Linked DNA regions of Homo sapiens: region 2 is linked to region 1. A link is a contact called in ENCODE Hi-C or POLR2A ChIA-PET data. All regions are on one chromosome and are shown on one strand. The core of a region is the stretch at or near the end of the contact, and the rest is flanking DNA. Distances in the headings are between cores, read along the strand shown. Region 1 holds the start of RUBCN (rubicon autophagy regulator). Region 2 holds the start of PIGX (phosphatidylinositol glycan anchor biosynthesis class X).

Evidence for each region. A loop is a pair of places that touch in the nucleus more often than their neighbours do. ChIA-PET counts read pairs that join two places held with the same protein, here RNA polymerase II (POLR2A). Pooled maps may share reads with other maps.
Region 2: a loop to region 1 is called in a map with no recorded cell type, with 8 times the contacts of the local background. The contact joins the promoter of PIGX here to the promoter of RUBCN in region 1. A Hi-C loop is called at or near these places in 1 of 37 single-sample maps with no recorded cell type and 5 of 50 pooled maps. POLR2A ChIA-PET finds 5 or more read pairs at or near these places in 1 of 52 experiments (Panc1).

The regions. Positions count from the first base shown.
Region 1 is chr3:197,735,132-197,738,508 of GRCh38, reverse strand. RUBCN (rubicon autophagy regulator) reads left to right here and starts at 1,605. Exons shown (of 20, transcript NM_014687.4): 1 at 1,605-1,854. The coding sequence starts at 1,790. RefSeq lists a silencer at 1,342-1,891 and enhancers at 1,480-2,327, 3,258-3,307.
Region 2 is chr3:196,710,802-196,714,178 of GRCh38, reverse strand. PIGX (phosphatidylinositol glycan anchor biosynthesis class X) reads right to left here and starts at 1,802. Exons shown (of 6, transcript NM_017861.4): 1 at 1,535-1,802. The coding sequence starts at 1,646. CEP19 (centrosomal protein 19) reads left to right here and starts at 1,929. Exons shown (of 3, transcript NM_032898.5): 1 at 1,929-2,250. RefSeq lists silencers at 1,403-2,032, 1,867-2,179.

The DNA.
Region 1 (3,377 bases), core at 356-2,855:
AGTTTGAAAGAGAGTATTTTTTTAACCTAAATGAAATCATAAATGGCTTCAAGAGGCTCTTTCATTTCATTTTTAATTGCCAAAACACTTTTGTCAAGTTTGAAAATACCTAAAAGCCATATATTATTTTAATATAGAGTCATTAGTTTTTCACGGAGTTATTCTTGATCGCTCTTTCTCCCTCACTTGCCACAGTCAGTCCTTTATAGAGTAGTGCTGATTCTGTTGCCTTCACATTGCTGTAATCTGAGCCTCCTTGTTCTCTTCAACCGCTGCTGTAGTTTAAGCCTGGGTTTGCAAACTAGCAACTCAAGGGCCACCTTCAGCCTACAGACAAGCTGTGTTTGGCCTGTGCAAAGTTGAAAGTTTAAAAAATTTGTTGCCAACGTTTAAAAATTTGGAAGTAGTGCTTAAAAATGCAGATCCTAGCTTCTTTTAAAAAATCAAAATATCATAGCTAGGTGTGGTGGCTCGCACCTGTAGTCCCAGCTATTCAGGAGGCTGAGGAAGGAGGACTGCTTGAGCCCAGGAGTTCCAGGCTGCAGGGAGCTATGATTGCGCCACTGCACCCCAGCCTGGGCGACAGAGAGAGACCCCGTCTTTGAAAAAGAAAAAAGAGAAACCAGAGTATCTGGCAACCCTAGGCCCACGTTTCTTTCAACTGGTTCGCTTCACTTCTTAGCATTACTTGGTTATCCCCCATAAGGATGACCAGTCTCCTATCTAGCCTTCCACCGTTACCTCAATATAGTATTATATCTGCCCCATCTCCTGTCCACATTGTCAAAAGTGGCTTTCTCATCAGATTCGATCAAATCACTTCTTGATTTGCATATGCTTGATTTGCTGATTGTTTTCAGGATAAAATCCAAACTCCTTAAAATGGCATTTCATGATCTGGTTTCCCCACACCAGAATGCCCACACCATGCTGCTGCTCACTCCTTCCCAGCTCTGGCTACCCAGCACCTGCAGTTCCCAAGCCAGCACTTCCTTCCTTGTATCTGCCGTGTTGCTCTCTCCACCTTCTCTTCTTTCTCCTGGCTAACCCGTACTCAGCCTTGAAAACTCTGCGTTGACATCCATCTTCCGAGAGCCCCCAGAAGCCTTTCTCTCCTGCTCTTTTATGATCCCAAAGCAACCTGTGCTCTTGTTTGTGAGCGCTTCATTTAAATGCTCGAGGTCTCCAAACACCACCAGCGGACATTAAGCCAGGGCGGGCTGAGTGGGGTTAATCGTACCGGGATTAGATTAGCGTTATTGCCTAGTCTACATCTCGGACTGAGTTCGGTCCCCAGCGTGTAATGTCACGGGGGTGAATAAGGATACGCCCCGGCACGGATTCCTGAGACCAAGGTCCCCCGCCGCTTGCAAGCCGGCCCAGCCAACCACCGGGTGCGTAGTAATCCACGAGCGCGGCCTGGGATTGGAGGGCGCGGCCTGCGGGAGCGGCCTGGGATTGGAGGGCGCGGCTTGCGGGAGCGGCCTGCCGTTGGAGGGGCGCGGTCTGCGAGCGCGGCCTGGGATTGGAGGACGCGTCCTGCGGGAGCGGCCTAGCCTCGGAGTGCTCGCCGGGGGCTGTAGTCCCCGGAGCCGGAAGTGGGGGTGGCCGGGATAGAAGCCGCAGCCCAGGCGGCGGTCCCTCCCGCTGTCGCCGCCCGGGTGTAGCGCATCACCCGGAGCCCACCGGCCGCAGGTGCCTCCTCCGGCCCCAGGGGGCCCCGGGAGCCCTGAAGGGCGAAGCGGCAGGGACGCCTCTCTTGGGCGAAGAGGCGGCCTCACCGCCCCGGATGCGGCCGGAGGGCGCGGGAATGGAGCTCGGAGGCGGCGAGGAGCGCCTGCCTGAGGAGAGCAGGTGGGCTGGGAGCCGCCGCGGAGTCGGGGCAGCGACAGGCGCCGGAGCCCCGGGAGGCTTGGGAGGGCGCGGGGTCACGGAGAGAAGGGCCGGGCGCGACGAGTCTTGAGGACGACGGCTGCGGAGGACTTGTTTGGGAAGCATTTCGCAGAGGAAGGACGGGCGGGGCGGGGATGGGACGAAGGAACCGGCTTAGGGTGAGGAGGGTGGGTGGGATTTGCGGAGGGCAAGGGCAGCAGAGGAGGGTGAAGCTCAGATCCAAGACTGCTGGAGAGGAGGTGGCAGCTGAGAGACTGGGCGAAGAGGCCAGAGGGGTGCAGTGAGGTTTTACAGGCCAGAGTCTATAGACAGGGGCAGGGCACCACCCGGACTGAAACTTGCCGTGACAGCAAGTGGGGCCAACGCGAAGAGGATGTGAGAATTCCTGGGAGCAGAGGTGAAGCGTTATGAGTGGCCTCGGAAGAAGCTTAGGCAGAGATGAGCATGGGGATGAAGGCGAGGAGAGCCTGGGGAGAAAGTGAGCGAGTGTCATGGCAGTGCGGTGGGGCGGGGACTGCTAATGAGACCAGAAACTCTGCACTTTGTCATTGCCGAATCCCTGTCAGAGAGTGGCAGGACCTCTGTGCCATTTCCTTTTCGTCTTCAAACCTGTCCCTTTTTCCTCACAATGCAAACTAAGCAAGTTCACATTTATTTATATGGAACCATGTCAGAAAGCTCATATCTTCTAGAAATTGGGGGATTTAAAATATAAAAACTACTTTGGACCGGGTGCGGTGCCTCACACCTGTAATTCCAGCACCTTGGGGGAGGCTGAGGCGGGTCGCTTGAGTCCAGGAGTTTGAGACCAGCCTGGGTAACCTAGGGAGATCCCCGTCTCTACAAAAATACAAAAATTAGCTCGGCGTGGTGGTGCTCACCTGTGGTGCCAGCTACTCGGGAGGCTGAGGCGAGAGGATCACTTGAGTCCAATAAGTCGAGGCTGCATTGAGCCGAGATCGCACCACTACACTCCAGCCTGGGTGACAGAGGAAGACCCTGTCTTCAAAAAACAAAAAGCCAAAGAAACCCCGAACTACTTTGACTAAATGATGAATCGGAGTCTGTAGAGATGCCTTCCATATTTAGGGTTTGCTTCATTAATAACTCTGGTCTTAATCTTTTTTAAAGAGGCTGGAATGCTGACAGGCGAGAGCAGGAATGTGGCTTAAGGGAGTCATACTTGACATTTATTATTTTATTTTTATTTTATTTTTTGAGACACAGCCTCACCCTGTCCCCCAGGCTGAGCGCAGTGCCGTGAACACGGCTCACTGCAGCCTCCAACTCTTGGGCTCAAGCGATTATACTAGCTCAGCTTCCCAAGTAGCTGGGGATATAGGTGCCAGCTACCACATCTGGCTACTTTAAAAAACTTTTTTGTAGAGACAGGGTCTCACCATATTGCCCAGGCTGGTCTCTAACTCCTGGGCTCAAGCAATTCTCCCCCGCCACGTCGGCCTCCCAAAGTGCTGGAATTAACA
Region 2 (3,377 bases), core at 553-3,052, 1.0 Mb after region 1:
ATCCAGATCTTTCTTCATCCTGTTTAATTTTAATGGGGGTAGGGTGGGAAGTGAGGACTGCTATCCAACTATAAATTAAATTAGAAGAAAAATTATGAACAGGCTTAAATTCTACTGGTATGTACACCAGACAGCAGTTGATCATTGGGACCGGAGAAAGGCTAATTTACAAATAGTACAGCAAATACTAGAATGTCATGATTTTAAAGGCAAAAGTACCATTTTTAAAACGAATTTGTTGAATGTGAATTTACCTTCAACATTTTTCCTCTTAACTATTACTTTGGTAGTGGTGAACTGGCTCTGGAAATTGACTTCTTTTTCCTTTTTTTTTTTTTTTTTGAGACAGAGTCTCCCTCTGTCACCCAGGCTGGAGTGCAATGGCGCGATCTCGGCTCACTGCAACCTCCGCCTCCCTAGTTCAAGCGATTCTCCTGCCTTAGCCCCCTGAGTAGCTGGGACTACAGGGGCACGCCATCACGCCCCGCTAATTTTGACCCCTTTTCAATTATAAAATGCTAACGTTGGAAGCCTCTACAGATTACCAAATCCAACTGTTTAAAAATTCTTCTGGCCGAGCATGGTAGTTCACACCTGTAATCCTGGCACTTTGGGAGGCTGAGGAGGGTGGACCACCTGAGGTCAGGAGTTCAAGACCAGCTTGACCAATACGGCGAAACCCCGTCTCTACTAAAAATACAAAAAATTAGCTGGGCATGGTGGCGGGCACCTGTAATAATCCCAGCTACTTGGGAGGCTGAAGCAGAAGAATTGCTTGAACTTGGGAAAGGCGGAGGTTGCAGTGAGCCGAGATCGCGCCATTGCACTCCAGCCTGGCAACAGAGTGAGACTCCATCTCAAAAAAAAAATCTTCTTGGCCTCATAATCCTTTGTTTAGATAAACTTGAAAACCCAATATGTAAACACACAAGCAGAACTGCACTGATTGACAGATACTAAACGGATCTAAATGATACCAAGGATGACAGAAACATCCTCATTTTACAGATGGAGAAACTTGTAGGGTTTGTGCTTTCCTCCCATCAAACCTTACCCTTTATTGTAATTATTCCCGCACTTGCCCGTCTCAGTAGTACAAGCAGTTTGCCAACTACTACTTGCACGAACAACTAGCAGTTTGCCACGGAGTCCTACATTCAGTTTGGGGATTCTCAGGCCTCACAGGGCGCTAAGGCCTTGCCTGGCCCCTTGGTGATCAGAAGCTTCGTGCAGCTCAAGAGCATCCCAAGACGCTTGACGGCTGACTTTCCTTCTCAGAACTTTAGTAACAGGGCGGCCAGTCCAGCCTGGGAACCGCAGGGCCCGAGCCCGACTCTCCCGGAGACCCGGGATCCGCCGCAGAGCAAAGCGCACGGGAGGGAAGGAGGGCACACGGCTCTAGTGTCTGACCTCCTCCGGCTCGCCCTACTGATCTAGGTCCCGCGCCGGGTCCCCACATCCCCGCAACCCGCCGAGAGGCCCGGGAGCCGGGACCGCTCCCACGCTCTGGCCCCCCAAGCCCCGCCCCCCTTACCGGCGTCAGAGCGCGCGGCGGTGAAGGCCGCGGCGGGCCCGCGCGTGAGCCCGGTCGCCGCCCCGAGGAGCAGCCAGGCGGCCGCCCGAACCGCCGCCACCCGAGCCGCCAGGACGCCGGAAGCCGGACGCCCGAGAGGGGCGCGCGGGGCCAGGTGCGGACGCAGGAAGGGGCCTGGCCGCCCGCAGCTCCTACCGCGCGCTGCCCCAGATTTATCGGCTGGGACCGAGTGCTGGGTGCGCGCGCCTAGCGCCCGCGGTTCCCAGCTGCCTGCAGCCCCGGCCCCCAAGGGTTCCCGCGCGGCGTGGGGCGGTCGTCCCCGCCCAGCTGTTCCTTGCTCCGCCCACCCGGGGGCGGGCGAGGAGCTGCGCACGCGCGGGGACGCGCGCCCGGCCTGTCGCTGTGGAAACCGCTAGGCCAGCGCTCGCCGGGACCTGGAATCCCTGTACGCCGAGGTGGGAGCCGGTGGACCGGTCCCCCAGCCGGCCCCCACCTCCGCTTCCCGGTGTTTGAGGGTTCGGGCCTCCCGCCGGGGAGTTCACCCCTCGGGCTCGTCAGTAGGGCTGTGGCTGTCGCCTCTTCCTGCAGCGCCAGGCTCCGCCCGGTCTCACAGTCGGCTTAGGGGCTTTGCGTGCACTGCGGTTGGGTGGAAAAACCCACTCCTGGTTGTTTAGACGTTGGCCTGCAGACGATGTCATTTCTGTATTCCTCTAAGGGTAAGAAAGCCAGCCTTGCACTAGTGGAGACGTGAGTAGGGAGAGAATCGTCTACTCTTTGGGGACATTCGTACCCTTAGGTGCTGTGGGGCTTCCTAACAAGATTGTGGGCAGTTACTGATCTCTGGGGAGAGGAGTATTCGTGTCCAGGAAGAATAATTGGATAAACGTGCCGTCCTTCTTCCTAAACAGAGTGGAATCTGTAAGCAGGCCAAGAGAGCATCCAGGCGGCTTGGAGTGGAATAGAGGGCTCTAGAGCGGGTGTCTCAAAGAGGAAACAGAGTGTATGTCAAAACATACTATCCAAAACTGAAAATAGCCGGGCAGGTGGCTCACGCCTATAGCCCCAGCACTTTGGGCGAATCACCTGAGGTCAGGAGTTCGAGACCAGCCTGGCCAAGATGGCGAAACCCCGTCTCTACTGAAAATACAAAGATTAGCTGGGCATGGTGGTAGGCACCTGTAATTCCAGCTACTCGGGAGGCTGAGGCACGAGAATCGCTTGAACCCAGGAGGCGGAGGTTGCAGCGAGGGGAGATCACGCCACTGCACTGCAGCCTAGGCGACAGAGGGAGACTCTGTTTCAAAAGAAAAAAAAAAACTGAAAATGGTAGTATAAGCATGTTTCTTAAGAAATGGAGAGAGAAATTTTGGAAGATATGCCTTTTAAAATTCAGTCTGGCTCCCTATGAAGAGGAGTAGGGCCAAGGACGATAGTTTGTTGTTATAAGCCTCATAGAATTATTTTATATTCCAAATACAAACATTACTTTAGCAAAAATTAAAGTTAAATTTTAAAAAGAGTCTAGTAAAAAAAAAACTACATTATTTGAGTACCAACTGCATACATCTTTGACGAGTACAGCCATTGCTTCAGTGTGTGGAGTTTATATGTGCCCCGTAGGTTGTAGTTTACTAACATCAAATTTTAGTTAGGTGAATTGGGAATAGTATTCGTTAAAAAAAAAAAAAAAGCAAGAAAAGAGAAGGAAAAGAAGGAGAAATGGTGTGAGCTCATTGCATCAGATTAGAGGTAGAGCACAGTAATTTTTTAAAGTAGTTTTTTTTTTTTTTTTTTTTTTTTTTAAGAATAGGCGTATCATGCTTTGGAGAGGCTGTTGTGCAGT